Regions from separate parts of the Homo sapiens genome. Here region 1 is linked to region 2. Evidence: chromatin loops called from intact Hi-C (ENCODE). Cell type or tissue: heart right ventricle. All regions are shown on one strand. Each heading gives the region's core, and the rest is flanking DNA. Links, peaks and the distances in the headings are about the cores only. Region 1 has its middle 130 kb from the start of RNF152. Region 2 holds the start of LOC112268209 (a long non-coding RNA gene).

Region 1 (16,495 bases), core at 4,161-12,160, 120 kb after region 2:
ACTAGATTTATCCCTAGACATTGATGTTTTAAGTTGCTTTCGAAAATGGTGTTATTTTATGTTTTATTGTACATTCAATACAATGTTGAGTAGAAGTAGAGATATCAATAGTAGGCATTCTTGTCTTATTTCCAATCACAGGCAGGAAGTTTACAATATTTCACTATTAAATATGATGTTGGTTGTAGGTTGTAGGCACTCATTTTTACCTTTTTTTCCCTAATTTTTCTACTATTTTCACATCCATTCTCTATCTTCTGTAAATTTCTTAAAAGTTCTTGTCTGCTCTTCTTATCTCTTACATTCTCTTCATTTCCTTGGGCTTATCCATTTTTCATATCTTTAATTTTAATGAGGTTTTAAGAAGGAACAAAGATAAGCATGTGTTCAAGCTACCATGTTTAATTAGGAGTCCCAGAAGGCTACACATGAAACAATCTTTTCTATAGTTGAGAAAGTTTGACTTTTTTAATTATTAGTTTCTTAATTGACAAATAAAAATTGTATATATTTATAGTGTACAACATGATGTTTTGCTGTATGTATACATTGTGAAATAACTAAATCGAGCCAATTAACATATCTATTACCTCACATACTTATCTCTTTGTGTGTGTGCTGAGAACATTTAAAATCTATTCTGAGCAACTTTCAAGTATACAATACATTGTTATTAACTATAATCCCATGTTGTACAATAGATCTGCAGAACAGATTCCTCCTAACTGAAGTTTTGTATCCTTCTACCAACTTCCCAGTCTCCTCTCCTCAACCCTGAACCTTGGTAACCACCATTCTACTCTCTGCTTCTGTGAGTTCCACATTTAAGATTCCACATATGAGTGAGATCATATAGTATTTGTCTTTCTGTGCTTGGCTTTTTCACTTAGCATAGTGTCCTCCAGTTTCATCCAGGCTGTCATAAATGATAACGATTTTTAAAATCAACTTTTTAATTAAGGTGAACTTGATTCACTGAATGAAAATTCTGCTGTGTTTCCTAAAATCCTGCAGATTTTAAAAATGTTTTCTTAATCCTCATAGATTTGAAAAAAATGTAGGAAACAGGAATATGTTATACACATAGAATTGTAGCTTCCTTAAGTGCTAAAATAATAAAGAAATTTTATTTTACAGTAATTGAAATTTAACTTTGAGGTGCCATAAGCCACTTTTATCCCAAATGGTTTTTCTTTAATAAACATTCTGCTTTTCTGCCAAGTTCAACTTTCCACTTAATGCAAGAATCCCTTTAAACACCCCTGAGTGATGTCTATCTAACCTTTGCTTAAATTCATTCTATGCTGGTGAGTTTATTACTTCTCCCATGGACACAGACAAATACTTATCTTATTTTCACACAAAAAGTAGTATCACTTAGGTTTGCATTATACTGCAAATAACAGAAGAAACAACTAAACATTACCTTAAATGAAACAGGAGTTCCATTCTTTTCATGTCAAAAAGGATTCCAGAGTTAGGTCATCCAAGGTTGGTTTGGCAGCTCCATGGTGCCAGGGGTAACTCACCCTATTTTGAGCTCTGTCCTCTTTCATCCGAGACCATGGCCTTCAGCTCCATTTTTGTGAGATGTTTCCTACACCTCCAGGCAGTGCTTCTGCAGTCAGGCCCAGTGAAGTGCCTGGTGAAGTGGAGAAAAAAAAAAAAGCATGACCTTTGAGATAGCTCCTTTATAAAGAGCTTTCCCAACAGCCCCACTCGGCAACTTCCTCTTACATCTTATCGGCCAGACTACTCCACTTGGCCACCCCTAGCTGCGAGGGTTGAAGTCAACATTTTATCGGGCATATTACCACCCTGAACAAAACTGAGGTTCCACTAGCAAAAGAGACAGGGACAATGAATTTGAGTTGGCAACGAACAGTGTGCACCACAAAAGCTTATTCTGTTTCCCCATATTCCCATATGCATTCCTTCCCACCTTGAGAGAAGAACAGTCAGAGGCTTTGGCGATAGCTAAAAGCTCAAAAGACCAATTCAGAACTGCATGGGAACTAACAGGCACAGGAGGTCAAGTGAAAACTAGAGGAATCATAGCAAACATACAGGGAAAGCAGGGCTGGCTCCGGCCTGCCCTGGGAAGGGAAGCTTCACAAAAGAATCTGTGAGGACTTCCAGCTGCTCTGGTAGAGCTGGGAGGCTGGGAATGGGCGAGATCAAGTTGAAGAATTAAATAGAAACAGCTGTTGGCTGCCTTCACCAGCACTGAGGCGAGGGCTCATGCACATTCAGTGGAACGATTCCGTTTGATCCGTACACATGTAAAAATCATTGCCTCCTTCACTTTCTAAGTGCTTGGAATTATTCTTTTCCTATTAAGATTTACATTCACTAGGGCAACACATGCTTAGCAGCCAGGACTTGCAGAAGCATCGAATGCAGTACAGATAGGCATACTGTGCTAACTTACCACCCATTACTTTAGGAGGTTCATTTTTTTGGTGGCCTGTTACATACCTTTACCTTGTGCTGGGCTCTGAGCTGAGCACATGGTTTGTTACATCATTTGTCCTCATGATAACCTTAACATTAGTTATTCCAGTTTTAAAGAGAAACCTGGGGCTCCAGAGGAAGCAGTACATTTTCCAAGGCCTCCCAGACTGTGGGTGGCAAGCCCGAGGTTCAATTACAGGTCTGATTCTGAAACCACATGCATGTAACAAAAGGCCTCTACTTGCTGCCTTGAAGCCAGAAAGGAGCTAACCTCACTTCCTCATCTACAGAAGAAAACACACGCACACACATACACACACACACACAGCCCAGAGGTGTCAAAGGACCTGCCCAAGGTTGGCAGTTAGAAAAAGCATTGGAGGCTGGGCACAGTGGCTCACACCTGTAATCTCAGTACTTTCGGAGGCCAGGGCTGGAGGATCATTTGAGGCCAGGAGTTTGAAACCAACATAGTGAGACCCTGGCTCTACTGAAAATTAAAAAACTTAGCCAGGTATGGTGGAACATGCCTGTAGTCCCAGACACTCAGGAGGCTGAGATGGGAGGATCCCTCAAGTCTAGGAGTTTCAGGCTGCAGTGAGCTATGATTGTACCACTGCACTCCAAACAAACAAAAAAAAGCAAAGCAAAAATTTAAACCCAGTCTCCCACGTCCCTTCATTCCACCTCTTTGATACAAACTTGTAGCCTTCATAACTGATACCTGTAGTATTTTGGGAGGGCTAAGTTCCACTATTTGCCAGAGATGGACATTATTTCCAAACTTTAATGTTTCTTCAAGACATTTCGTTAGTTACATTAGCATGTTTACTTCTTAGACTAACAAAACAAATAGCTTTAAAAAGTTCACTTTGTGAATCTGTGATTAACTTGTGAAGAGTTAGGGGAAATTACCTGGGACTAGCTCTAGACACATTTTAGTTTTGCTAGTTAGCTGAAAACCAGAAATAAGACAAAACTTCTTTAAATCCACCTTAATAACCCTTTTACCTAAAAATCTCAGAGGAACTAGTGGGGAGGCAAAAGGTGGACACTTCAGGAGACCAGGTGAGCCACTTCTCCATGGCTTTTCATTTCAATCATTATTTGTTCCTCAGGGAAGCCTTCCAATGAAATTTCCCAATATAGCACACTTAGGATTCTGCTTCTGGCCACAACAGATTAACTGATACTGGCCTAGCCCTCCCGCAGTAAGCAACAATAACACTGGACAAAATATATGAAATTACAGTTTTCAGACATTGGGTAAAAGGAGGCACAAGACTGTGGTCCCTGACAGTCCCTTCATAACCCTTTCTGACTTTAGGCACTTTCCAGACTGTGGCACAGGGAGGAAGCCCAGCATAGCACAGCGTTGCTGCTGAACTGAGGAGACAGAAATTGGAACTCTGGATTATGGAGACAGTCAGAATGTGCAGGGCACGGTCCCATTGGGAGAGTGCTTGCAGAGGAGGAGTTGCAGATATCTGCATAGGGGTGTCCTGGAGGCTGTGGCTAAATACCAAGCTACTCCTTTGTAGGACAAAAAAGACTCCATGCAACTGAGCAAAGAACACTAGGGAGCTGAGAGTTGAACTACCGGAGCCTGAACGGGTCTGGAGATGCTCAAGTACTGATCAGCCAGAGTGGAGAAATCCCCAGAAAGGCTGCTCTAGATCTACCTAACAGGGCTTTAAACCAACACTGGGAACTACCAAGATGATCTGTAAGGAAACGAACTGCCGGGCAGCACAAAATCCAACACTCTAGTACAGAACATAACAAATGTAGACATTCAACTCTGTAGCATTCATAATTTATAGCATACAATACATAACCTCTAGACATGTGAAGAAGCAGCAAGATACGATCTGGAACCAGGAGAAAAGTAGTCAACAGAAAGACCTTGAAATGACAGAGATGATGGGATTAGCAGATAAAGACTTTAAAACAGTTTTTTTTTTTTAATGGACTAAAGATTTGAATAGACTCTTCACCAAAGAACATTAATAGACATTCGCATATTAGCAAATTAGTAATTAGGAAAATACAAATTAAAACTACAATGAGATACTCCTACCTACCCATTAGAATGGTTAAAATTTTTAAAGACTGGCCGGGCGCGGTGGCTCATGCCTGTAATCCCAGCACTTTGGGAGGCCGAGGTGGGCAGATCACGAGGTCAGGAGATCCCAGACCATCCTGGCTAACATGGTGAAACCCCGTCTCTGCTAAAAATATTAAAAAAAAAAAAAAAATTAGCCGGGCGTGGTAGCAGGCGCCTGTAGTCCCAGCTACTCGGGAGACTGAGGCAGGAGAATGGCGTGAACCTGGCAGGCGGAGCTTGCAGTGAGCCGAGATCGCGCCATTGCACACTAGCCTGGGCGACTGAGCGAGACTCTGTCTCAAAAAAAAAAAAAAAAAAATTTAAAGACTGAGCATATCAAGGGCTGACAGGGATGTGGAGGAACTGGGACTCTCATATTCTTTCGGGGTGAATAAAAAATGGTACCACCACTTTGGAATATAGTTTGGAAATTTCTTTTTAAAAATAAACATACACCTACTAAATGATCCAGGCATTTCACACCTAGGTATTTACCCAAGAGAAAAGGAAATACATGTTCATACAAAGACTTATGCATGGATGTTTAAGCAGCTTTACTTATTAAAAACCGCCAAACAGAGAACAAACCAAATGCCCATTAACAGATGGATAGATACACAAATTGTTGTGTATGTCAAGCCAGGAGCTGTGTGTGAAAGGGCTTGAGATTTTATTCTGCTAGCAAGGCAACAAGGTATCTTGTCACAGTTTTATAGATACAGCCAGAAGACACAGGCTTTCTGGGTCAGAGACAAAAGACAGTTTATTACTCACAGCAATAGCAGTAGCCAGAGAAACATAATTGCATCATTTCTCTGAGCTGCAGTCCCACTGGGTGACATGAAAAGGGCCAAGTGTTGCTGCACATGCAGTGGGGTGCATTGTAGGAGAGGAAACCTTGAGATTCAGAAACCCTGACTTTGCACAGGGGCTGCTGGCAAACATGCTGCTACTCCTCTCTGGAGACAGGTGCCCCCACCAGGATTTCTGTGAAGAAAACTAAGTCAACGTTTTATTGGCTCTGGTTGTCAAGTGTACACCTTTCCTATTGCAGCATAACACATGATCACAGATTTAGCCATGTAAAACAACACCCGGTTATTATCTCACAGTTTCTATAGGTCAGAAGTTTGGGCATGGCAAGTGGGACTATTTGGGGTCTCACAAAGCTGAAATCAGGGTCTCGGCTGAGCTACATTCTTATCTGGAGCTTTAAGTTCTCTTCCAAGTTCATTTGAGGTGTTGGCAGATTTAGTTCCTGTGGCTACAGGATTGAGTCCCACTTTCTTGCTGGCTATTAGCCATTATTATTAGTAGTAGCTATTATTATTATTATTATTAAACTATTAGCTCTTAGTCCTTGAGGCTGCCGTCAGGCCCTGGCCATGTGGCCCTTCCACAACATAGCAGTTCACGTCTTCAAAGGCAGCAGAAGATCCCCCCTCCAGTCTGCTATGATGGCATCTTAGATAACATAGCCTAAGGGAGAGAGTATCCTATAATATTCACTGGTACTAACCCCACTCAAGGTGGGGGGATCATATACAGTCTTTACACTATGGGGCAAAAATATTGGGGGCCATCTTATGATTCTGCCTGTCAAGGAGAGGTAACTTGGAAGTCATAATTAAGCTTGAATATTTGCTTCACTGATTGGATTTGTTTTAACCTTAGTTAATAAACAGATAAGGATTCAAACTGAAAGCATTAATTTTCACTATACCCTCACAGACAATACTAGTAAAAGCCATTTTTGTCAAGCCACACCTATAATTAAAGAAACTGGACAATAAGGTTAAGCCCTGAATTGCTAGAGAATTTTCTGCTAAGCTGGTCTAGAAATTCTAGGCAATCCTCCATTGCATGGTAGTGCAGGACTATAAAAATGACTGCAAGCTGAAACTGTATTAAACACTCTTAATAGTCAAGGGGAAAAATTATGGTTGCTCTGTGACCTTTAAAATTTCTTGTAAGAATATTAAAATCTCTCTTACTGTTGGTTTTAAGTGTATAGGAAAATGAAAAAATAATGAAACTAGTATTTATTTAGTACCTTGCATTTCATTAGTAACAGCTTTATTGATATATAATTCACATACCATAAAACCCAAAGTACATAATTCATTACTTGTTAGTACAGTCATCCCTTGGTATCTGTGGGGAATTTGTTTCAAGACCCTCTGTGGATACCAGAATCTGCAGGTGCTCAAGTCCTTGATATAAAATGACATAGTCTTTGCAAATAACCTATGCATATCCTCCCATATATTTTAAATAATTTCTAAATTACTTATAATGACTTATACAATGTAAGTGCTATGTAAATAGATGTTCTACTGTATTGTTCAGGGAATAATGACAAGAAAAGTTGTCTGTGCATGTTTGGAAAAGATGCAATTTTTTTTTTCTGAATATTTTTGATCCGCTATTGGTTGAATCCACAGATGTGGAACCTACGGATATGAAGGATTGAGTGTATAGTCACAGAGTTGTGCAACCATCACCATGATGGAATTTCAAAACATTTTCATCACCCCTAAAAGAAATCCCATACCCATTAGCAGTCACTCCTTATTCCCCACTTCCAAAGCCCCAGGCAACAATTCATCTACTTTCTGTCTCTGTGGATCTGCCAATTCAGGATATTTTATAAAATCATACAATCTATGTGGTCTTTTGTGATTGCTTCTTTCACTTAGCATAATGTTTTCAAGGTCACCCATGTGGTAGCATGTACCAGCACTTCAGTCCTTTTTATCAGTGAATACAATTCCATTGTATGGGTATACCACATTTTGCTCATCCATTCAATGGACATTTGGGTCACAATCACTTTCCTCATTTCTGTCAATAAATTCACCTTCAGCACGTTTTTGTGGCTGCTTATCTGAAGCCTCTCAATGGTGGCTGTATCAACAGTTCCACCATGAACTATTTCTTCTGTAACTCAATTTACATTTGATTCAAGTTTCACTTACAGCATCACCACTTTTGGGCTTTTTTGCTGCAATTTCATCTTCGTTGGTCAGTTCCCTCTTTTGATTATCCATTGTGATGAAATGTCACATGGGAGACAAGAAGGCAACACAACTGCACACTTTGCTGTCTGTGCATGAACTGAGTAACAGATACACAGTGACCAGTCACTGATAGACTGAAAGTTGTATGATTGGTCACTGATCATGATGTGCATCTCTTATTTGCATAGTGATTTGTGGACTGAAGAGCTAGCAGTGAATTGTGTACTTTATGCAGTTACTTAGAGCTAATATACCATGGTAATTTGAATGTGCTGTTGAGGGAAGGTGTTATTTAACTAAAGCATAGCGGCTGAAATTCATGCATATCAGAACTGTGGGAAGTAAGGATGCCCTATTTTCTACTGGAATACAGAGGGCAGCTAAAAGTAGGTTTTGTCTAAGAAATTAGGATACAAAGAGTTTGGCATCTAGGTAACTAGAAACCACTTGAATAGGCTGATGCATGTTAATTAATTCCTTTATTTTGGATATACATTGGATTTTTGAAACCCTACGAACAAGTAAATCAAAAGCATTTAAGTCCACCATTGAAATACTTATGAAGGTGGCAGAGAAAGATTGAGGTTAAACAAAGAAGTCAAGTTCTCTCACAAAGAAGAAAACATCTCAGTTTCCATAGCTGCTGGGAGACATTGGAAAGAGACACGGTGCACAGTCAAGCTCCTCCCCCAGCCCCTTCCCTGTTCTCATGAGGGCTTCACCGATTTCCTCTAGCAGTAGAAACTCCAGACCACATCTCACTTGGCTGCTCTGGGATATCTGATATCATTTATACAATCTTCTAGAAATTCTCTCCCCCTTAACCCTGGTTCTCCTCTTTTTCCTCCTCTCTATAGTCCTTCTCAGTCCTTTTCACAATTTTCTTTTGCTCTATAACTCCAACCTTAGCCCCACATTTTGGTACTTGTCAGGGCCCCCCTTGTTTCTTTCTACCTTTATATGCATCCCTTAGAAGAACTCACTAGCTCCTGTGGCTCAACTATCACTTGTCTTCAAATATTACTGACTGGGTACAGTGGCTCACGTCTGTAATCCAAGCACTTTAGGAGGCAGAAGTGGGAGGATCACTTGAACCCAGGAGTTCAAGACCAACCTGGGCAACATAGCAACACCTGGTTTCTCTATAAAACAAAACAAAATAAAAACAAATACTGATTATGATCATATATGTGCTCCACCCTGGTGAAGAGTTGGAAATGTCACCATGAATAAGACATTGTCCTTATTCTCAAAGAGGCCATTGAAACATGAAGAAGGAAACCTCAACCACTCTTATGGGTACAAGTAGGAGAAACCCTAGCAGAGGAAGAAACATTGATCTGTGTCTATAATGGATGAATAAGAGAAAGATTGGGAATGGATAATAAAATTGCACAAGATTTCTAGGCAAAAATGTTATATCTCTATTGAAGGCTATAAAAATAGGCCTGAATAAATGGAGACACATCATGTTCATCATGTTCAAACTTGTCAATTCTTTTACTCATATATGTATTTGCTACACCTGTATGGTATTTGATACCATAAAAATGGTATCATGCTGTACATAGCCAGTTCAACTTGGTTTGTTTTCAGTCAACATTAGGTTTTTGTGTTCTAAATGAAAAGCCAGTATATTTGTTAGTTCTTCACTGAGACAGTTATTTTGTTTCCTCTTGTTTTTTGGTCTTTTTTTCCCCACTTAGAGATAATAGGTGTTTCAGGCACAATTAAGGGTATATGTAAAGACCAGAAGTGAGAGAGGATACAACTGCATGTGGTTGGATAAGCTTAGCAAACATAATGAGAGAGGCAAATAGCAAGAGATGAAGCTGGAAGCACAGCCAGGGACTATTTCACAAAAGACGTTACATGCCATGCTTAGCACTCCCATATGTGTCTGTTCAGCACAGAGCTTGTTTCTAAGTCTTGCTTATGCAAACCTCCATTGGACATTCCCTCCAGGTTGCATCTGGACACCTCACACTGACCATGTCTAGAATAAAATTTATTATCATGCCCTAAATGTCTTCTCCTCCCGGGTTTCCTACCTAAGCCAAAGTACCCATATTCACTCAGTGTCTAAGCAGGAATATCCACCACCTGTGACTTCTCCATCCCCCTCAGCCCCTACATCCAGTCAATTCAACAAGCCTCCAGAAAGTTTCATATATGCCTCCTGCCACTGCCCCTGTCTTAATTCAAGTTCCATTCGTCTTTTACTTAGATTGTTGCTACCCATGCGTCTGGTCCTAAATTCCTCCAAGTTAATAATAACTGTCACAACAAGACCTACATCCAGTATCAGAGCTGTGAAATCTACCCAATCCCTGCACCTTGTCGGAAGTTATTGGTGTCCCTCCTGAGCCTCCATAGCACCCGGGACACATTTATTTGTAATATCACTCACATTGTGATAGCTCAGTTATTCCTTTATAAATCCCGTTCATTCATTGCAGTATGAGTGGCACCCATAAGAACTCAGTAATTTATCTCTGTTAAAGGAAAAACAAAAAGGATTACATAGAATGCTTAGGCGCTAAGGAAGCATTCTAGCTTCTTGAAATGTGAATTTTGATGTTTAAACAAAAAGATACAGTTAATGCTATTATGTCCATTTTCAACAGATAATCTGAAAGTTGGCAGAAAAAAAAAAGAACGGAGCAACCAATTTGAACAAGACTCAGCATTATAAATTCTAAAGAGTGACATACATTTAAGCAATCTTAGCCCACCTTGAATTTCAAGAACAGGTGAAAATTTCATTCTGTATTTGATTACCACCAATTCCACAGCCCCAAGAACCAACTGATGACAAATTATACTGATACTGGCACAAGAACAAAGATAAATAGCAGCCTACAGGCCTCTCTGAAAAAACCAAACCTTTCAAGTTGGAGAGTAATCTACTTAAAAACTGTCTGGGGTAACAATTTTATAAAGTTTGATATCTGTTATTACTTCAAAATGTACCCAGTGTACTTTCTTCACACGGAGAACCCCAACAGCCTTCCTGACTCTGCCTCTGCTACTGCCACTCTTGTCAAAAGACATTCCAGAATGAATTTGTCTTGGGAACTTGACAGACATATCAGAAGTTCCCAGGGAAGTAGGAAGGAGGCAACACCTTAGTCATCACAGAACAATGTGGAGCCATGACTACTGCAAATGTGCAAATCAGTGTGGCCTGAGAAGGATGTTTCCTTTGAGGGACAAGCTTTTAAAGGAGGCTGACGGGGGGCCAAGGCGCGGTGGCTCACGCCTGTAATTCCAGCACTTTAAGAGGCCGAGGCAGGTGGATCACCTGAGGTCAGGAGTTCGAGACCAGCCTGGCCAACATGGTGAAACCCCCTCTCTACTAAAAATACAAAAATTAGCTGGGTGTGGTGGCAGGCACCTGTAACCCCAGCTACTCAGGAGGCAGAGGCAGGAGAATCACTTGAATCCGGGAGGCAGAGGTTGCAGTGAGCCCAGATCATGCCACTGCACTCCAGCCTGGTGACAGAGTGAGACTCCATTTCAAATTAATAAATAAATAAAGGAGGCCGAGAGGAGAAGATCCCTTGAGCCCAGGAGTTCAAGACCAACCTGGGCAACATAGTTTGAACCCCAAATATCTGAGACAGGTCTCAGTTAACTTAGAAAGTTTATTTTGTCAAGGTTGAGGACACGTGCCCATGACACAGCCTCAGGAGGTCCTGACGACATGTGCCCAAGGTGGTCAAAACACAGTTTGGTTTTATACATTTTAGGGAGACATGAGACACCAATCAAGATATGTAAGATGAACATTGGTTCAGTCCAGAAAGGCGGGACAACGCGAAGCAAAAGCGGGACAACTCAAAGCAGGGAGTGGGCTTCCAGGTTGTAGGTAGATAACAGACACGGTTGCATTCTTTTGAGTTTCTGACGAACCTCTCCAAAGGAGGCAACCAGATATGCATTTATCTCAGTGAGCAGAGGGGTGACTTTGAATAGAATGGGAGACAGGTTTGCCCTGAACAGGTCCTAGTTTGACATTTAGCTTAGCAATTTTGGGTCGCCAAGATTTATTTTCCTTTCACAATAGTGAGAACTTTAGCTGGGTGTGGTGGCACACACTTGTTATCCCAGCTACTAGGAAGGCTGAGGTGGGAGGATTGCTTGAGCCTGGGAGGTCAAGGCAGCAGTGAGCCGTGATCACGCCACTGCACTTCAGCCTGAGTGATAGAATGAGACCCTGTCTCAATAAAAAAAGAAAAAAAGAAAGAAAGAAAAGAAAAGAAAAAGAAAAAGGCAATAAGGTGATCAATCCTTATTTCTATGTAAATGTGCCTTTTCCCTATCAGCATACAGTGCATTCCAATATCACCACTTACACTGTGCTCCCCTGTGGCAAGGCTGCTGCAAGCACTGGGTTCCACAATACATGGAATACCCTGCCGAATGGAGGGCAAATCCACTTCCAGCTCTTTCCCCTAGCTTCTCGTGACAATGACAGCGGAGATGATAAGAACAGCTGACAGTTTTCAGGTGCTTCACGCCTTTATATACCTGAGCCTCCTGGGAAAGTGTCTCTGCCAGTTGTGACAACAAAAATCTGCAACAGCACTGATAGAGTAGAGCAATTCAGCTGACTTTATTCTCCTGAGCCATCCAGCTGTTTACACTTCCAAGGTGTCAGCACCTCCGAAAGAATGAATCAAACCCTCTTGGCGTAGGCTTTGGTCATTTAGACCATCTGCTCTAAAAAGAAATAGAAGAAATTTAAACAAGAAGCCTTTAAAAATATTTTAGTTGAAAGAAATGCCATTATTTGGTATGGCAGTAGCTGGCAAGAATCATCTTCTCAACAAAGCTTCAGACATTTTCTGCTTAAAATTTTTAGAAGCAAGTTTCTACTCCTTCTTGTCTCCATTATGATTCTAATTACTTAAATTGAAAAGCATTGTGCTGTAAAAAATTAACAGTTCTGAGCAAGATGCCATTGTGAAATGATCTACATTTTCACGTAGATCCAAGTCGCAGGAGTTTTCTCGAATAAGAGATGGCATTGTTCCTTTGATAGCAGCATCCCAGTTCTGTTTTCTTAGCTTCTTAGAATATGGAGCTAACAAGGATAAGGTTTTGGGTTTGCTTCCCAAGTAAGGAAATTATCATCAGAGGAAGAAAGGGCAACAGTTTTCACTGATAGCAACACTGCTAGAATTCCCAAAAAGCAATTCAACATGCTTGTCCTTTGCAGCAGTAGATCAGCGCTGTCAACTCTCCATATGAAAAACAGCACAGATGTTGTGCAGCTATTATGTAAAATGGTCCCCAGAGTCAAAGGCCATGGAGAGTTCTAGCACAAAACAGACAGGGACAAGCCACTGGACTGCGGACATGGAGGCCAGTGGTGCCTGGTGAGAGTCACTTCCATGTGCCTTCCATCTCTTTGTCTTCCTCCCATGGAATCCTGTGCAGCCATACAGTTTTGAAGGGACAGGAAAGAGTGGGAGGAAGATGCTTTGGATGAAGAAGAAGGACTGTTCCATCTTTTGATAACTTTAAACCACTTTTCGTTTTTCTCTGTCCTTTGGATAAACTGATCCAGAGAACCATTTGGATCTTCCCCCTCTCTCTTCTTTTTTCTCATATTCCCACCAGCCTTTCTCACCACCTGCAAAGCCTGAGAAGCACCTGATTGTAAGGTCATTATAACGGTCTCTAACCATTTCGGTTTCCCTAATCCAACCTCACAGCTGAGTCACAAGGGCTCAGGTAGGTAAAGATAGAAAGGGGATGGAAGGATGGTTGGGTAGATGGGTGCATGAAAGGACATTAAACTTCTTTTCTTTCTTGAAGATATATTTGCATTGTCAACAGCCAGTTAAACTGGCTTAATCTGAAAATTTAATGAGGAAGGGAAGAGGGTATTTAGTACCGGTGACTGCTATGCTCCAGGATATATTCAGGAGTAAAGCCAGAACTTCCAATGGCCACTCAGAAAAGCAACGACATAAGTGGGGAGGCGGAGGGGAGAAGGGAGACTAGGAATAGGAACAGAGAGAGCAGAACAGAACTCTTAGCAGGAGAAGATACTGGCCTTTCATTAAACTTCATCTAATTCCTCGGCAGGAGTGACATGCATCTGCAGCTCACATTAAAGCATTCATTGCATTGGGTCAAACTCATAAAACCAGATCCAGGACTCATCAACTTTGTTCCCGTATTAGTAGCATCCTGAAGGAGCAGGTCTACCAGATAAACTAAGAGGTCCCTTGAGTGAGCCTCTCGCCACACAAGCTCTCAAATGCAGAGAAGATCCAGGGGATGGATTGCAGAGAAGACCCAGGGGATGGATAACAGGTCCTCCTCTCATTATTCTCCGGTCTCAGACTCCAGTGAGTTTGGTCAGCCTCCGAGGCCCTGGAAGCATTTAGAACAGCAGCTCCAGCCATCAGACTGACATGAGATAAGATCTTATAAGCCAGAATGTCGGTTAGCATTACATAAGACTCAGGGGCTTAACAAGTGAAATGCCACTAGAAGGCTTCACTCTGAGATGCAGAGAATGTTCTTGTGATGGTGTCAGGCCCTGTTGCAGAGGCCTGTGGTGGTATGTCTAACTTACGCCAAATCTGGATCAGGACTCAGAGGACTTGCACACAGAGATCCTGGGGGGACATTCTCTTCTACATCCTGGATCAGGTCATGGATGTCACAGAATTACTGAGAATGAGGCACTTCTCAAGTAAGCCCCTGAGGGCAACAGTTAAAAGGACAACCGGGTTTATCATAAACTTTCAACTTCCTGGTTTCAATTGGATCCAGACACATAAATACCAGAAATATCAAAGGGAAAAGGAAAGTCACAGAGCTCTATACATGTCCAGAAAAATATGGCAGGAATGTTCCAGAAAAGCCAAACCATTAGCAATCTTGACATTAAAGAGTAGTGAACTCCACCTTTAGGTTTATGTGCTGATATTTTTATCTTCACATTGTGCTGATATTTTTATATTCACATTTCATGTTGAACTCTGATACTCAAACTTGTGGCCCAGTAAATTGCTTGTGCTATTATCTGCACTTTCAAAATGAGGAAAAAAAGATCATGATCTTCTCACCACTGTGTGGCACTGCATGTGCCTTTGGGGATTTCTAAGTACTAACTTATATATGACTCTTGCCGGGTACAGTGTCATGCACCTACTCAAGTGCTGAGGTGGGAGGATGGCTTGAGGATGGTCCCAGCTACTCGAGGCTGAGGTGGGAGGATGGCTTGAGCCCAGGAGTTTGAGTACAGCCTGGGGAACACAGTGAGACCCTGTCTCTAAATTAAATTAAATATATAACTCTTAAAAAGTGTACACATATTGGTATGGTTTTGCTGTGTCTTCACCCAAATCTCACCTTGAATTATAATAATCCCCACATGTCAAGGGCAAGGCCAGGTGGAGATAATTGAATCATGGGAGTGGTTTCCCCCATACAGTTCTCATGGTAATGAATAAGTCTCACAAGTTCTGATGGTTTTATAAATGGCAGTTTCCCTGCACAAGCTCTCTTGCCTGCTGCCATGTAAGACATGACTGCTCCTCATTCGCCTTCCACCATGATTGTGAGGCCTCCCCAGCCATGTGGAACTGTGAGCTCTTTCCTTTATAAATTACCCAGTCTTGGGTATGTCTTTATTAGCAGCATGAGAACAGACTAATACACATATGTTAGGCATATCTCATAAACCAAGACTGAGGAAACATCATGGAACAAATTTGTCTGAAACTATTTATGGGAACCCTTGGAATAAAAAGTAGGGATGAACCTTCTGAGTCCACTGAAATGGATTTCAGTAGATGGAAATTTCTTTGAAGGGAAATGAAAAGTTGAGTGATGCTCTGCCCCAAGGAAGAAGCACAGTATTCCTAAAATCTACACTATCCCCAGATGCAGCCAAGGGGTCAGGGACCATCCTCCCCAAACATGCAGGCACAGCCCGGATTTTGCCTCAAAAATGAATATTCAAAAGAAACAGGGCAAATGATTTCTTTGGGACCATTTTTTTTCTTTTCTGTTTTCATGTTTCTGTAGCTAACCTCTTATGGTAAGGATTTGAGTGATATGTGTCAAAGTACTAAACAATCAGAGAAGTGAAAAATTTACCTCCCCAAGTGTACTCATTTCCTGTGGCTGCCATAGCAAATTATCACAAACAGAGTGGCTTGACCAATGGAAATTTATTTTTTCACAGTTCCAAAGTCCTATATCCAGGTACCAGTAGAGTGCTGCTCCCTCTTAAGGCTCTCGGGGTGGATCCTTCCTTGCCTCTTCCAGCTTCTGGTGACTCCAGGTGTTCCTTGGCTTGTGGCTGCATCACTCTCAGCCTCCAGCTTCACATGGCCTAATCCTTCTTGTGACTTCTCTTCTGTTCCTTTTAAGGACTTTTGCCATTGGGTTTAGGGACCACCTGGATAATCCAGGATGAGCTCATCTTAGCATCCTTCATTGTATCTGCAGCGACTCCTTTTTTCCTAATAAGGTCACATTCACAGATGCTGGGGGCTAGGATGTGGAGAGATCTTTTGGGGCACCCATAATTCACACCACTATACTAAGTATACTGTGAACTTCCATGTCTTTGCAAACTTCAATTGCTTAAAAATAGACAACCAATATTTACTTCCATCCTTTAATGCTGATTAAAAGAAAACTGAGGAAAGCTCTTCATCCTTCTGCTTCACATGCCATCTGGAACGCAGCTGGCATATGCTTCAAAGGTGAATGTCAAGAATCTGGTGCAAGTGTGCCCCAAGCCAACTGCACACACGTAGTCAACTTCAGGAGCATGTTTTCCTAAGTATACTGTTCATACTTGATTATCTATATGCAATGGAAAAAGTCTAGTTTCCACACCACCTGGTTAGCTGCAGTGATTGCATTTTCAGAAACA
Region 2 (16,495 bases), core at 3,381-11,380:
AATGTCTTGTTCCCCGGAGAAAATCTCCCGCCTCTTGAGTTAACTGCGAAATAGGAGAATGGAGGAGAAAGGTCCTTGGTAGAAGATAGTTCCATGCCCTTTGGTGCCTTTTTAAAGGATTTCTCTGCAGCATGAAAACCTAAAACTCTCTTCTTGAGATGAAGTTCAGCCTGCGGACGTTACCCGGTCCCCAGCAGCAGGGCTCAGTTGAGTGTGATCCCCACGGATTCCAGCGGCACTTGCTGCCTTTCCCCACTGCTGGAGTGGAGCCGTCTTTGTCTTAAGGTCCGTAGTATCCGCAAGGAAAGAGTCCCCATTTTCACTCCCCCAAGTAGCTTATTGAAATGCTTCTGCCAAGATTTCTTTTTTTACTTTTTCTGTTTTTTTTTTTTTGAAGATGGACTCTCGCTCTGTCACCCAGGCTGGAGTGCAGTGGCGCGATCTCAGCTCACTGAAACCTCCAACTTCCGGGTTCAAGCGATTCTCCTGCCTCAGCCTTCCAAGTAGCTGGGATTACAGGCCCGCACCACCACGTCCTGCTAATTTTTGTATTTTTGGTAGAGATGGGGTTTCGCCATGTTGGCCAGGCTGGTCTCGAACTCCTGACCTCAGGTGATCCGCCCGCCTCGGCCTCCCAAAGTGCTGGGATTGCAGGCATGAGCCACCGCGCCTTTTTTTTTTTTTTTTTTTTTTTTTTTTTTTTTTTTTAGAGGAAGCCCTGTGAGCCAGTGGGGACTCTAGGTAACCTACTATAAAACTCACAATGTACTGAGAGCACTCTTGTCATGTCCCACAATTACGACCTGTTGATGGGGTTTCCAAAAGTGCTGTCCTTAAGCACATACATAAAACTGGTCATCTAGAAACAGATAAAGCTTCATGGGTATCAGTTGTCCCTGGGATCCCAATTAAAACGTTGCCTCCTATGGTCATCTGACTGATCCTTATCCCTTTGTTCACCCAAGCTAAAACCTCCTTCGTACACCTGAAAAGAGTAAAAGCTGTATCCATGTTTTAGAAGCCTAAGGTAATCCTGAAGTAGAAGACTTCAAGAGTCTTTATTTTAAGCCCCAACTTCAGGGCAGGAAGGAGAATTTTTTTTTTTTTTTTTTTTTTTTTGAGACAGGGTCTCACTGTGTTGCCCAGGCTGGAGTGTAGTGGCCAAAATCCTGGCTCACCACAACCTCAATCTCCCAGGCTCAAGCATCCCCCTGCCTCAGCCTCCCAAGTAGCTGGGAGACTTCAGGAGTGCCACCATGCCCAGTTAATTTTTGTATTTTTTTATTTTTGTAGAGATAGGGGTCTCTCTTTGTTGCTCTGGTTTGGTCTTGATCCTGGCCTCAAGTGATCTTCCTGCCTCAGCCTCCCAAAGTGCTGGAATTGCAGGCGTAAGCCACCAAGCCCAGCTCCAGAAATTCACTTTAAGGAGAAGTTAATGAGGGTCTTGAAAACTCTGATGTTGGCAAGGAGTTGGAATAAGGAAGATGAGTTATAACATCCCAAATTTTACTAGGAAAGTTCAGCCTAGAAATGTTATGATTATACAAGAATGACTTTAAAGACTACTCTTCAGAAGCTAATTTCAGGGATCAGTAATTGTTCCAAAATTTTTCAACTCTTTTATTCAGCTGCTTTTGGAACTATTGTTTGGGGGATTCAAGCATTCAACTCGATGTGGAATAACCACCCCCATCCTGACTCTTTCACTTCCACTGGCTGGGATTTTAATTCACAGAGCATCATGGGTGTTCTGCCTTCTGTCCAGTCTTGTAAAGCTGTCACACAGAGAAGGTTAATTAACTAGGGCAGACTGGGATAGGCCAGTTCTTAAGGCTGGTCGTAGGCCAGCACTGGGGCGGGCAAAAACAGTTTGAGTCAGAGGAAGAACAGGCAACAACACGTCCCAGCAGAGTCTTCGGTGAGAAATTCCAGGATCAAGGCTGTTAGGACCAGGTAGTGTTTAGAGCTGCAAGCCAGCAAGCAGCATGGTCAGAGAATCTGGCATTGCCCTGGAGACTGGGCACTGCCCATGTGTGGGAGAGAGAGAGGGAATCAAGGCTGAATCCCAGGTCTTGAAGGACTAGGGCTGTCAGGATGGGACCCCAGCACTGGGGACTGAGATAAAGATCCAAATATTCATGAATTCATACAACAAATATTCATTGAGTATGGACTATGTACTGGGAACCTGGTCCTAGGGTTAGGATAGAGAAAACGCCCCCAAATTCCTGCCCTCACAGAACTTACATTCTAATGGAGGAATCAGACAATACCAAAAATATTGATGAAAAGAGTTGAACTCTGTAAAATATTTGAAGAGATTTATTCTGAGCCAAATATGAGTGACCATGGCCCATGACACAGCCCTCAGGAGGTCCCGAGAACATGTGCCCAAGGTGGTCAGGGTACAGCTTGGTTTTATACATTTTAGGGAGGCATGAGACACCAATCAGATACATTTAAGAAATACTGGTCCAGAAAGGCGGAACAACTCAAAGCAGGGGCTTCCAGGCTATAGGTGAATTTAAACATTTTCTGGTTGACAATTGGTTGAGTTTGTCTAAAGACCTGAAATAGAAAGGGAATGTTCAGGTTAAGATCAAGATTATGGAGACCAAAGTTCTTTTGAAATCTTATAGCGGCTGCCCTTAGAGACAGTAGGTGACAAATGTTTCCTATTCAGATCTTAGTTAATCTCTTTAGGATTGAGAGCGTCTGGAAGAAAAATATCTAGCTATGTTAATAGAGATTCTTTACAGATGCCAATTTTCCTCCACAAAGAACAGCTTTGCAGAGTCATTTCAAAATATGGAAAGAAACATGTTTTGGGGTAAAATATTTTGATATTCTTTTTTGCCTTATAATGTTATGCCAGAGTCAGGTTGGAAAGTAAATCATGATATATAGGGTTAAATAAAACCCATCTGATGAGAATTTATGATTTGTAGGGCATGACTCCCCAGACCCCTTAGATAGGAATTTGGGCAAGATGAAAAAAAAAAAATCAGAGTTTAGTCCCATGATAAATAAATAAATCGTATGTTGGAGAGTGAAAAAGGTAAGGGAGAAAACAAAGTGGGGGCCGGGCGCGGTGGCTCACGCCTGTAATCCCAGCACTTTGGGAGGCCGAGGCGGGCGGATCACGAGGTCAGGAGATCGAGACCATCCCGGCTAACACGGTGAAACCCCGTCTCTACTAAAAATACAAAAAATTAGCCGGGCGAGGTGGCGGGCGCCTGCAGTCCCAGCTACTCGGGAGGCTGAGGCGGGAGAATGGCGTGAACCCGGGAGGCGGAGCTTGCAGTGAGCGGAGCTCACACCACTGCACTCCAGCCTGGGCGACAGAGCGAGACTCTGTCTCAAAAAAAAAAAAAAAGAAAAGAAAAAAGAAAAAAAAAGAATAGAAAAAAGAAAAAGAAAAAGAAAAAGTGGGGGTGGGGCATTATGAAGTCTGTGTGTTGGGGGGGAAATTTTAGATCAGTGGCCAGGGAGGGCCTCCCTGAGGAGGCATTTTCTGAGCTGAAAACTGCAGGAAGAAAAGCACAGTGTCATGCCAGTAAATAGGGAAAGCCTGTTGCCATCATCAGAGGGAACAAGTGGGGGGTGTCTGCACTTCCCCGCGGGCAAAGGTCGAGATGCTGGAACTGGGTTACAGGGACAGTCAGATCTATAACATTGATTGATGCTGAGTCACCTGAGGTTGTATTAGAGTTGCTTACATTGGGGCAGGGATGAGTTCTTCATCTTTGTACCTGCAGCATGGAGCACAGGTGCCCAATAAATGTTTATTGAGCTGAGCCCTTAAATCTCCCAGAACCTGGCATGGAGCTGAGATTAATGTGATCCCATAATACCCAGGGCAGCCCTTCTGTCGGGGATGACACTTTCACAAAAGAATGTGATGATCTCTTCAGTCGCTTTTCATTACTGTCTTCCTGATCTGGGAGGGCAGAGATCATCTTTCAACTTGTATCCTCAGCACCTAACACGCTAAGAAGAAGGCGGACAGTGGGGCAAGAAGGCAGAGAGAGAGAGAAATCGGGAGGAGGAAACAAGCAAACCCTATTCAGTGCTTGATTATCACTACAGATCCTAATCCAGTCCAATACTGAGAGTGACTTTTCTACTCAACGTGTTTGAATTTTACATGTTAAAATTGCACCTTGAAACTGAATTAGGGTGGTAGTTGCACAACCCAGTAAATCTACTAAAAATCATTGAATTCTACACTTAACACGAGTGGATTTTATGGTATGTAAATTATACCTCAATAAACTGTTTAAAAGCATTGAAGTGGGATCCCATGTTTAGACAATTTTCACAAGCTGTCAATAATAAGCCACAAAGTCGTCTTTAACCGAACACGTTATCATCCTTCCTAATAGATGTTTAAAATTTGCAGACCAAATTGATCTGCCAATTTACTTTTCCCTTATGTGATATTAGCCACCTTAAAGTATATATAGTCTTAAAAAGTCTAAGAAGTCTTAAAGTTAGGCCAGGCATGGTGGCTCACACCTGTAATCCTATCACATTGGGAGGCCAAGGCAGGTGGATCACCTGAGACCAGGAGTTCGAGACCAGCCTGGCCAACATGGTAAAACCCCGTCTCTACTGAAAATGTAAAAATTAGCCAGGTGTGGTGGCATGTGCCTGTAATCCCAGCTACCAGGGAGGCTGAGGCAGGAGAATGGCTGGAACCTGGGAGGCTAAGGCTGCAGTGAGCCGAGATCACACCACTGCACTCCAGCCTGGGCAACAGAGCGAGACTCCATCTCAAAAAAAAAAAAAACAAAAAAAAGTCTTAAAGTTTATTTAGCCTCAAAAAGTTTACTAGTAATGATTGCTTAATATAGTGCACACTTCAAAACTGTTCTTATTTTGGGGCCCTATATAAACCAATCCCACAGACTTCTTATTCTGGTAAGATGTTCTGGATGCAAAAGGTATTAATTTGACATATTGTCTAATCTCTTTCCTATTTAGAGCCCAGTGCTACTTAGGACAATGAAACTTCATCTAGAACAAAATACTGAAGTATTTTGGAAACCTCAAAAGATTTGAATAGGAAATAATCCAAATTGCTTTTCTAAAAGTAGTGGTGGATTGAACAAAGCCATCTCTATTTTCTTTCTTTCTTTTTTTTTTTTTTTTTTTTGGGTTTTGAGATGGAGTCTCCCTCTGTCGCCCAGGCTGGAGTGCAGTGGCGCAATCTTGGCCTTCTGGGTTCAAGCAATTCTCCTGCCTTAGCTTCCTGAGTAGCTGGGATTACAGGCATGTGCCACGACGCCGGGCTAATTTTTGTGTTTTTAATAGAGATGGGGTTTCACCAGTTGACCAGGCTGGTCTCGAACTCCTGACCTCAAGTGACCCACCCACCTCAAGTGATCCTAAAGTGCTAGGATTACAGGCGTGAGTCAACACACCCCGCCTCTCTATTTTTTTAACCTCATCTTCGATATGCACAACACACATTCCAAAACAGTTGGCTAGAATGATGTGACCATTGCCAAGGGCGATGGTCGGTCACCATGCAACATGTTTAACAACCTGCAGGCGCAGACCTCCACCTATCATTTTGGGCAATGACCATACACAATCAGTATGGCCTTTATGGTGTGTGTCCTGGCTAAACATCAGCTCAGACTATGATGCCAAAGTCCTCTGGACACCCTCCTAAGCAGCAGGTATCTGCTGTGTTCTTATCATGTTTGTGCAGTTCGGGGTTGAGTAAGATCCTCACATCCACTAGCAAATTGCTGGTGTCTTTGCTATAAGTACGATAGAGGAGAATCATCATACACTGAGCTCCATTCCTTGTACAATCAACACAAGACAGTGTTCGCCCTCCCTAATGGATTGGAGTGACCACATGTGATCAGCCAGGGAAGGGTTGGATGTGGAGCTCCCCTCTCACCCCACTGTCTGCCACCTCCACCATCTGTCCTACTCACCTTCCCTCCAGGTCACCTTCTGTCACCCATGCGGTTCCAACTGTCCTCCTTATCTTTCCTTTCCATTGGCTATCAGGTTCCTGGCATCCACTTGGCCCCTCCCCTCCTGCTGCTCCAGCTGCCAGATCATGGAATGGTGCCACTTTGAGAAAGGAGAAAAGGAACAAAAGAGCCAGGAGGTCCCACCACTGTTTTTTGAGACCCCCAAGTCTGAATCCAATGTCTTGCCCTCTGCTGGTCTGCAGAATCTGGCTCCAGTTTCTCCAGGATCTATTCTTCTGTAATCCACCTGCACCTCATCCAAGTGGACCTAGCACCCCTGTACCTGCCCCAGGTCCAGACCTAGCTTCACGCAGTTCTTCCTCCCCACTGTCTCTGCTTTCAGCCACTGCGCCTGCCCTCATCATTCAAACTCAAGGAATCCAAACGTCTGTTTCTGCTGCACCTGGATCTAGGGGCTCAAGTCAGTCCACCCTCTAGTGGTCAAGAAGAGAAGTGGCAGCCTCTGCACATCAGCCAGGTCAGACCTTGAGGAGGTCAGCACAGGGAAATGCCAAGTAAGACGTGTCTCCACAAACCCACCTCCTCTGATTCTAACTGCAGTGTTTCTCCTCTGCTGTTCCTTCCCTGCCTTCCCAGTGGGTGAAGTGTGCTGGGAGAGGGCATGGAGTAAAGACCCCTTGCTCATTTCTCAACCCTTTTCCTTCTATCTCCACAACTCCTTAAATGTTCACAGCAGATTTGATTGTTTTAAAGGACACAAATTATTCTGCTACAGGACAAGGGAACTTCAGGATAGCAACCATATCCAAAATTAATAGATTACTATAATTTCTTTTTTATTGGCAAACATTTATTGAGTGTATGTACCAGATTGTGTGTGTGTTTCCATACGTGTCCTTGCAAGAACACTAGAAGTAATATGATTATCCTCACGTTACAGATGAGAAAACAAATGCCTAGAGAATTTAAGCATCTTTCCCAATATGATGTAACCAGTAAATGGTGAACGTGGACTTGACTCAGGTCTGCCGAACCCAAAGCTATTTCCCCTAATTGCTGCACTGCTTCCTCCCATAGACCAAAGTATACAGGCAATTGCACTTGATTTGCCTTAAAATGCATCTCAGTCTCTTCCAAGCCATTCCTATTTTAGCTCAGGGTGCCTGACACTGCGGCTCACAGTACTTTAGGACCCCATATCTCCCCCATGATTTCAAGTCAATCTGCTCCTCCTTATCCTCACTCTCACAGCTCCTTTGTACCTTTCCTTATGCAGCAGCGCAACCCACATTTGTACTTGTCAATCCCAAAAGATACAGTAATTTCAAAGTTTCTGGGGCATTTATGTCTCTGCCTCTCACCTTGACCTTCTCCCCTTCAAAGCTCACTCAAATTTCCCCAACCAGATTCATTTTTACCTTCTTTGCACTCTTATAACACATTGTTTGTTGTTTTATTTTGCACTTGCATTCTGCTTTATCTCATAGTTAGCTGTTCACACATTTGTAATGGTCAGTAGATCCTGAGCTGTTATTTTTCCATCTCATCCACCCATGCACACCCACACCCCACAGCATCATGCAGAATAAAGTGTTCATGCTCTGCATGCATTCAGTGCTTAATAAATGTTCATTTAAAATGGTCCGGGCACAGTGGCTCCTGCCTGTAATCCCAGCACTTTGGGAGGCAGAGGTAGGTGGACCACCTAAGGTCAGGAGTTCAAGACCAGCCTGGCCAACATATAAAAATACGCAAATTAGCTGGGTGTGGTGTTGAGTGCCTATAATCCCAGCTACTTGGGAGGCTGAGGTGGGAGCATCACTTGAGCCCGGGAGGTAGAGGTTGCAGTGAGCCGAGATCACGTCACTGCACTCTAGCCTGGGGAAGAGAGTGAGACTCCGTCGTAAAAAAAAAAAAAAAAAAAAAAAAAGTTCATTTAAAAATGACCAGTCAGTACTTTCTATTTTCTCTTCCAGAGTCATGTTTCCTATAGCCCCTCTAGGAGAATTATCCCTAAATTGTCTCTTCACAAATCTGTTACAACTCAGTTGCTCCAGGCTCCATGTAATTCCAGCTCCTTGGGAGCCTGAGGTGGGAGAATCGCTTGAGCCCAGGAGGTAGAGGTTGCAGTGACCCACTGTGCTCTAGTCTGGGCTGGGCAACAGAGTGAGACTTTGTCTTAAAAAAAAAATCATTTAAATTTTCTCCCATGTTGTAGGTTGCCTGTTCACTCTGATGGTAGTTTCTTTTGCTGTGCAGAAGCTCTTTAGTTTAATTACATCCCATTTGTCAATTTTGGCTTTTGTTGCCATTGCTTTTGGTGTTTTGGACATGAAGTCCTTGCCCACGCCTATGTCCTGAATGGTAATGCCTAGGTTTTCTTCTAGGGTTTTTATGGTTTTAGGTCTAACGTTTAAATCTTTAATCCATCTTGAATTGATTTTTGTATAAGGTGTAAGGAAGGGACATGGATGAAATTGGAAACCATCATTCTCAGTAAACTATCGCAAGAACAAAAAACCAAACACCGCATATTCTCACTCATAGGTGGGAATTGAACAATGAGATCACATGGACACAGGAAGGGGAATATCACACTCTGGGGACTGTGGTGGGGTCGGGGGAGGGGGGAGGGATAGCATTGGGAGATATACCTAATGCTAGATGACACGTTAGTGGGTGCAGCGCACCAGCATGGCACATGTATACATATGTAACTAACCTGCACAATGTGCACATGTACCCTAAAACTTAGAGTATAATAAAAAAAAAAAAAATTAAAAAAAAAAATCATTTAAAATGACCAGTTGGGACTTTCTATTCTCTCTTTCAGAGTCGTGTTTCCTGTAGCCCCTCTAGGGAAATTCTCTCTAAATTGTCTCTTCACAAGTCTATTACAACCCAGTTGATCCAGCTCTGTCAGTGTGAGATTTAGGATTATTTTCCAAATTCATTTAAAACAGAGATTAGAGAAGGGGATGGGTGTGGGTAGGGTAAATGGTTATGACATGTCATGAGAGTTCTCACTCTTGGTTTTAAGGAATATAGACTTCCCAATGCCAATCTTCACCTTATGTTACAAGTTGAATTATTTCCTCTAAAATTCAGATGTTGAAGTTCTAACCCCCAGTACCTCAGAATGTTTGGAGATTAGGGTCTTTACAGAGATCATCGAATTAAGATCAGGTCAGTAAGGTGGGCTCTAATCCTGTAGGACTGATGTTCATATAAGTAGAGGAAATTGGCTGGGCATGGTGGCAGGTGCCTGTAATCCCAGCTACTTGGGAGGCTGAGGCAGGAGATTCACTTGAACCCGCAAGGCAGAGGTTACGGTGAGCCGAGATCATGCCACTGTACTCCAGCCTGGGTGAAAGAGTGAGATTCTGTCTCAAAATAAAATAAATAAATAAGTAGAGGAAATTACGGGCGTAGACAAATACAGAGGGGAGATGATGTGAAGACAGGGAGCAGGCAGCAGTCTGTAAGCCAAGGAGACAGGCCTGGAACAGATCCTTCCCTCACAGCCCTCAGAAGAAACCAATCCTTTTGACACCTTGATTTCAAGGTTCTGGCCTCCAGAACTGTGAGACAATAAATTTCTGCTGTTTAAACTACCCAGTCTGTGGCATTTTATCATGGTAGCCCTACAAGCGAATATGTCCTAGGACGCTTGTTGACACAGAATTGGATTCCACAACCTGCAGCGGTTCTTTATCTAGATGCCATTTATTTTCTGAGTGTTTACCTCCATGGGTAAGCTAAAAAGATAACCAAGAAATTGTGTGTTCTCCCTTTTGGGAGAAGAAAAACAGTAATGATAGCTATTATTATGAAGCATTATTGTGTATGTCAGCAATGAGATGATATTCAGTACAGTAATGTGTATAAATCACTATATTAGGTGCTTTGCAAACATTCTCTCAATTCTCCCAGCCACCTAATTGGGTGCAGGGGGTATTGTTATCCTCAGTTCACAGTTGTGGAAATTGAGGCTCAGAGATATTAATGCAAGTCACCCAGGATTATGCTTCCAGTGAACTTCAAGGCCTGGCTGTGTCCCGTTGGTCGTCTATGTTGCCTTTCCCCATGTGGCATATTCCTTTTTCTGTTCCAGTGTCCTCCCCAACCCAAGTGCCTCAGATGATCCTAACTAGTTATGCAGTAACCTGTGGTGGTCCCATTTCTTGTGCTCATGATTGGTTTAAGGATCGGGATGTGACCAGTATTGGACAATGAGAGATGAGAGGAAGTCGGCTGGAAGGCTTCTAGAAAAAGCATTCCTCACTATCAAAAAGAGATGCGCAAAGCGGCAGCTTCTCTTCTGCTGCTGGATGTTACCGAATCTGCATATGATAGTAGGATGACGGCAGCCACCTTGTAGCAAAGAGCAGAGTTTCCTCCAAGAGAACATTCTACGGGGAGAAGAGGAAACAGCACCAATGACATCACTTTGCCTGAGTTCACAAACCCTACAGGTGCTCCCACCCCCTACATTTTTCCTTGTGTGAGATAATAAATTCCTTATTATTTAAGCCATTTTGTGTTGCCTTCTGCTATTTGCTGCTGAAATCATCTCGATATGCCTTTTCTACCAATATGCTTTGATTTTCCACAGTAAGACCAGTTTTTAGACATCGTATTATTAGAAATAACCTCAGATTCACTGCTATACAGAGTTTCAAAGTTCCAACAGAGAGAAACAACATTTTGCGTGTTTTCTTAAGCTGGTTAAAAAATACATATGATTGGCCATTTTAACCACTTTTAAGTGTCAGTTCAGTGGCATTAAGTATATCTACATTATCATGCAACCATCACCACTATTCATTTCCAGAACTTTTTTTTTTTTTTTTTTTTTTTTTTTGAGATGGAGTTTCACTCTTGTTGCCCAGGCTGGAGTGCAATGGTGCGATCTTGGCTCACTGCAACCTCCCCCTCCCGGGTTCAAGCAATTCTCCCTGTCTCATTCTCCTGAGTACCTGGGGTTACAGGCATGGGCCACCATGCCTGGCTAATTTTTATATTTTTAGTACAGACAGGGTTTTGCCATGTTGGCCAGGCTGGTCTCGAACTCCTGGCCTCAGGTGATCTGCCTGCCTTGGCCTCCCAAAGTACTGGGATTACAGGCATGAGCCACCACGCCTGGCCTCCAGAAATTTTTCATCATCCCAAACTGGAACTCTGTATTCATTAAACAGTAACTCCCTACTTGCCTCCTCCAACCCCTGGCAACCACCATTTCCCCTTCTGTCTCTATGAATTTGACTTCTCTGGGTATCTCATATAAGTGTACTCATAACAATATTTTTCTTTTATGTGTGGTTCATTTTTTTCCTCTAATGCTTTCAAGATTCATTCATGCCTTAGCACATATCAGAATTCCCTTCTTTTTAAGACTTATATATAGTCCATGGTATGCATATATTGCATTTTGTTTATCCATTCATCTGTCAGTGGACATCTGGCTTGTTTCCACCTTTCAGCTATTGCAAATAATGTTGCTATGAACATCGGTGTACAAATACCTGGCTGAGTCCCTGCTTTCAATTCTTTCAAGCATATACCCATAAGTGGAATTACCAGATCATATGGTAGTTTTACTTTTAAATGTATGAGCAAGCTTCCTACTGTTTTCCATGGCGGCAATGCTGTTTTACATTTCCACCAACAGTGCACAAGGGTCCTAATTTCTCCACATCCCTGCCAACACTTGCTCATTTCATTTTTTTAATAATAGCCATCCTAATGGATACGGCACGGCGTCTCACAGTGGTTTTGATTTGCATTTCTCTAATGATTAGTGATGTTGAGCATTTTTTCATGTGTTTACTGGCCATTCATATCTTTTCTGGAGAAACGTCTACTCAAGTCCTTTGCCCATTTTTGAATTGTTTGTTTTTGTTGATGTTGAGTTTTAGACATTCTTTACACATTCTGGATTACTATTCCTTATCAGATATGTGATTTGCAAACATTTTCTCCCATTCTGCAGGGTGCATAGTATCCCTTGAAACACAAAAAAGAATCAGCGTTTCTCTTTGGAGGATTCTCTAAAGAATATGGAGCCCATCCATTCTTCAAATACTGTAAAATCTATCCCTGAATTAAGTCAGATCACCAGAGACAGACACCTACTTTGCTTCGTGTACCCCATCATATTTTTTCATTCATTCACTCACTGGGCACATATGTGCTGAGCCCCCGCCACGGGCAAAGCTATGCTAAGCAATTTTACTAAATTGTGTGTTGCCTCTAGTGTGAGGAAAATCAAAAGAACTGACCCTGTGCCACTTGTTGCTGGGTTCACGGTATGGATGTTGCCAGTCATGTTGTCCCTAAAGAGTATTTTAGCATATCCCAATTATGAAGACTGATGAGAGAAATTTCCCTCTGGTCTCCTATCAGGGATATTTGTGCTTCTTCCTTAGTCACTGATCATGTTTAATGCACGTCTTATAACTGGTCATTCCTTCCTTCTCACCATGGCTGCTGGGATTGCCATGGGCCATCCTGACATGCTTTTCAAGGGAATGAACTCAGTCCCCACTCCATCTTAACTTCCTAATCTTGTTTTTCCTTTGCCTTCTTAAAGAGCTACTTTTAAATTTTATTTTATCTTCCTTCATTTTAGCCATTTTTAATACTGCCTTAAATCCTTTTTAAAACAATAAAAAAGAAAACCAATGAATCATCAAACATTATCACTCACTATCATTGTGTAGGCCCCAATACAAAATGGAAATGGAGGGTGCCTTTCCAAAAGTTATTAAGAATTTCAAGATGATAACAGCAGTGCATTAAACCACACGTTGGACCCTTCTGAGTATGGGACCTTGTGTGATTGTACAGGTCACATGCCCATGAAGCCAGGTCTGCCAACTATTGTCATCTGGGGAACAGACACAAGTTATTTTTCCATTTAGTAATTGAACATTGTGTCTGTTCATCTTTTAAAGCGTTTTCAAGAGCTATTCATAGCTGGTGAGCATTGGGCACACCTTGGTGTTAGAGAATACAGAGGCAGAGAGATGGGAAAATTAAAATGACTTCAGGGATTGTATTGATCTAAAATTGATCATTTCTATGAGCTTCTGATGGTCAACTTCTTGGTTCATGTACCTCTGGTTCATCTTTGCATTTTCCCACAGTTCTAGCACAATGCTGTCACATAATAGGAACTCAAACCCTGGTTGTGTGGTTGGCTAGCTGGGTGGTGACGGTTGGACATACATGAGCCATATTTAGGAAATAGAAAATAAGGTTAAAAAAGTTCTTTGGGTTTCAACTTAAGGAGGTGTAGAGTGGTGGACTTAAGTTTGGTAGAAATGAAAAGGAGGATTGTTCTTGAGCAAAAGGATGATTTAGAAAAGCTGACCTGGCCCTGGTATGAAAGATGAGTTGGAGAGCAGCTACTAGAGGCAAAGCATGCAGCTAGAAAGTCATTACCCCAGTTCCCATGAGGTGATTAGACTAGAATTAGACTGGGTAGCAGTAACAGTGTGATCATCACAATAGTAGTACCTACTTCTTTACATTTTCACATCTTTTCACATCGCTGTTTCATTTGCTCTTTTGATAATCCTGCTTGGAAAGTATTATTGCATTTTATAGAATTGCAAATTGATTCTCGGAAAGTGCGAATGATTTCCCAGGTGGGAGTAATTAACGAGCACAGCCAGGTCAGGTCTGCATGGGCAAGTCTTTTTCTCCTCCACCCTGACCGCACATTCCAGTTGCTGGATGAACTTTCAAACAATGAGGTGTCTAGACGTCACCCCCAGATATTCTGATTTAATTGGTCTTGGGTGAAATCCAGGTAAGGGAGTTTTTCAAAACTTCCTGGGACTCTCAACTGCAGCCAGGTGGAGAACCTGTGGGCTGTGGCACAGCCTGGCTGTAAGGCAGGGCCTGAAAGCCAGAGACCATGGGAAGGCAGAATTGATGAGACTTGACATTGAACTGCGGAGAGACGCCAAGACAATGAGGTTTTTAGCCTCAGGGACTAACTACCTCTTTAACCTCATCTTTAACGAGACCAGGATGGAAACACATATGACTGGGAGCAGCTGCATTCGGGATTGGAATAAAAGGAAAATTGCTGCTTTCAATGTGATCAAAAACAGGCATCCATCCCACAGTTGGTAAACAGTGTGGGTATGTGTACGACAAATGTGTGTTCTTCAGTGGGGGCTGGAGGTGGCAAACCCTAAAGGTAGTGATATGGACAATGCTTCCCCTGAAGTGTCCCACAGACTTCTATCCAGTGGTGCTAAATTCTGTCCTTGGAAACATTCCATGAGATTGTTTGCCTCTTGGATTTCCACATCTACACCCAGATTCATGGCCCATGGGGAAAAAACCTGGGTGATGTCAACCACAGCAGGGCCGTTCTTGAGATTGAAGGCAGGATGGCTGGAAGGGAAGATGGATTTAAGAGACAAAGTATTTTAGTTGCTGGTAGCATATGCAGGTGCAGAAGACCAGCAAACCATTGGCGGTGTGAGACTGAATCACTGGGTTGCATCTTAAACAATTCAGTAGAAATTGATTAACATCTTAGATATGGGGGAGATCAATAAGCAACTCAGTAATGAAAGAGAAGAGGTTCAAGGACCAAACAGGAGAGACGGCTGTCCTTAGGGGTTTGAGTGAGAAAGAGGATGCACACAGGGTACTTTACTTTTGAGTACCACCACCTTTCCTGATCATCTCCCACTGATTTCTTACTTGTACCATTGAGGTAAATCACTGAGACTGTCCCTAGGCCCTGAGCATGATCTTCACTTTTCCATCTCCTTGTTCTTTTTCCTGAAATGTTACTTCTCTTCTCCATATGCACATGTGGGGTCAGTCCTCTGGAAGACCCATCTCCAATGCCCCCCTCTTCTTTGGAGAAATTTCTGCTGTCTATCCCCCTGTGTGGATATTTCACCTGTTCCTTCTTTAACCCTCATTGTACTTCTCTGTGAAGATCTTACACACTGCAACAGTTGTCTATTGCTGTATAACAAATTAGTTCCAAATTTACCAGCTTAAAAGAGTCAAACATTTATCATCTCTCACAGTTCCTTGGGGGTTAGGAAGCAGGGAGTGGCTTAGCTAGGTGGTTCTGGCTCAGGGCCTTTCATGAGGTTGCTTAGGTGTCAGCTGAGGCCACCCTCTTCTGAAGGCTTGACTGGGACTGGGTGACCTGCTCTCAAGATTGTTCACTCACATGGCTGCTGGAAGGATGCCACTGCTCCTCACTGGCCTGACCAGAAGGCTTCAGCTCTTTGCCACATGAGCCCCTCCACAGGTTTGCCTGAATATCCTCACAGCATGGCAGCTGGCTTCCCCCTGAGAATCTGATGAGAGACAGAGACAAAAAAAAGAGACAGAGAGAGAGAGAGAGAGAGAGACAGCAGGAAGCCATTTGTCTTTTATGATCTAGTCTCCAAAGTTGCCAAAGTTGCACATCAATATTTCCTCTTTATTCTATTTGTTAGAAGTGTGTCACTAAGAGTGGCCCACATTCAAGAAAAAGGGAATTGTCTCCAGCTTTGGAAGGGAAGGTATTAAAGAATTTGTGCACATATAAATGATCCGCAATTTATTATTGTTCCATTTATGATTTTTTTGACCTCACAATGAGTTTACGGGGTATTAAATGCATTTTGACTTATAATATTTTTGACTTAAAGTGGATTTATTGGGGCATAACCCCTTTTAAGTTGAGGAACATCTGTATTTAAAACCACCACATTCACTTGCCATAATCTTCCCTACATTCAAACTCTTGTCTTTTAATTCAAGACAAGGCTTATTTGGTAAGCCTTTATGGAGCACCTGTCAGGTGCATTGCATTGTGATAGATAAAAATAACAGGGAGAACCTTCACTTAATTCTACAAATAGCAAAGAGAGACAAGTAAGTAGGTATTGCTATACAATGCAGTAAGTACTGTAAGAGGGAAATAAGAAAGCACAATGGGAGAACAGAGATAGAAGTAGCTAAATATAAGGGAGTCAGGAAAGGTTTTGTGTGGAATGTTTCACCTTTGTTGTTTCTGCATACTCAGCACCCTTTCCCCTGTCTTCTGGTAATACAGTGCCTCTTTTTATATCATTTGAAGGAGCCCTTCCAATTACACATATGCCCTGGACATAGTGTCTCTCTGCCATAGACACTGGTTCAAGGATGGGTACATGACACAAGCTAGGCGAATGCAAACCATTCCCCAGAGACTTCTGCTGGAACTCATGGAAGAGTTCCTCTCTTCTTCTGAGATAGGGGCAAGCCTGGCGGAGCTGCCAGCAAGCATCCTTACTGTGACCTGGAGAGACTGACATCCACATGGAGGGAAGTAGAGCTGGAGAAGCCTGCCCTGATGACCTTACCAGCTCTGGGATTCTCTGAAGCCACAGCACCTCTGCATTTAGTTATTCTTATTTGCTAAAGGCTACTTTGAGATCAATGACTGTCAGTGTTATTCAACAGAGGCCTGACTCCTAGAGGAGGTTGTATGGAGCTGGGTCTTGCAGACCAAGCAGAAGTTTGTC

The links. Hi-C counts contacts between places; a loop is a spot of excess contacts. Peaks named below come from ENCODE experiments on the same cell type or tissue, not always from the same donor. Only the 100,000 strongest peaks of a DNase experiment are listed, where the experiment ranks them.
Region 1: a loop joins it to region 2, with 2.2 times the contacts of the local background. A loop is called at or near these places in 4 of 110 quality-filtered maps.

What each region holds. Positions count from the first base shown.
Region 1 is chr18:62,016,100-62,032,594 of GRCh38, forward strand. It overlaps a transcript of PIGN not described here. Among named protein-coding and RNA genes, the nearest start is that of RNF152, 130 kb to the left of the region's middle. RefSeq lists a silencer at 11,897-12,191. In heart right ventricle, for the core only: no CTCF peak of the experiment used is centred there; no DNase peak of the experiment used is centred there; H3K27me3 peaks cover 407 bases.
Region 2 is chr18:61,895,124-61,911,618 of GRCh38, forward strand. It overlaps LOC105372159 (a long non-coding RNA gene), which reads left to right. Exons shown (of 3, transcript XR_935562.3): 2 at 6,340-6,511; 3 at 10,072-10,493. It overlaps LOC112268209 (a long non-coding RNA gene), which reads right to left and starts at 15,295. Exons shown (of 3, transcript XR_002958202.1): 1 at 15,172-15,295; 2 at 5,955-6,096; 3 at 2,546-2,568. In heart right ventricle, for the core only: CTCF peaks have their summits at 6,441 (motif pointing left) and 6,646; a DNase peak (open chromatin) is centred at 6,429.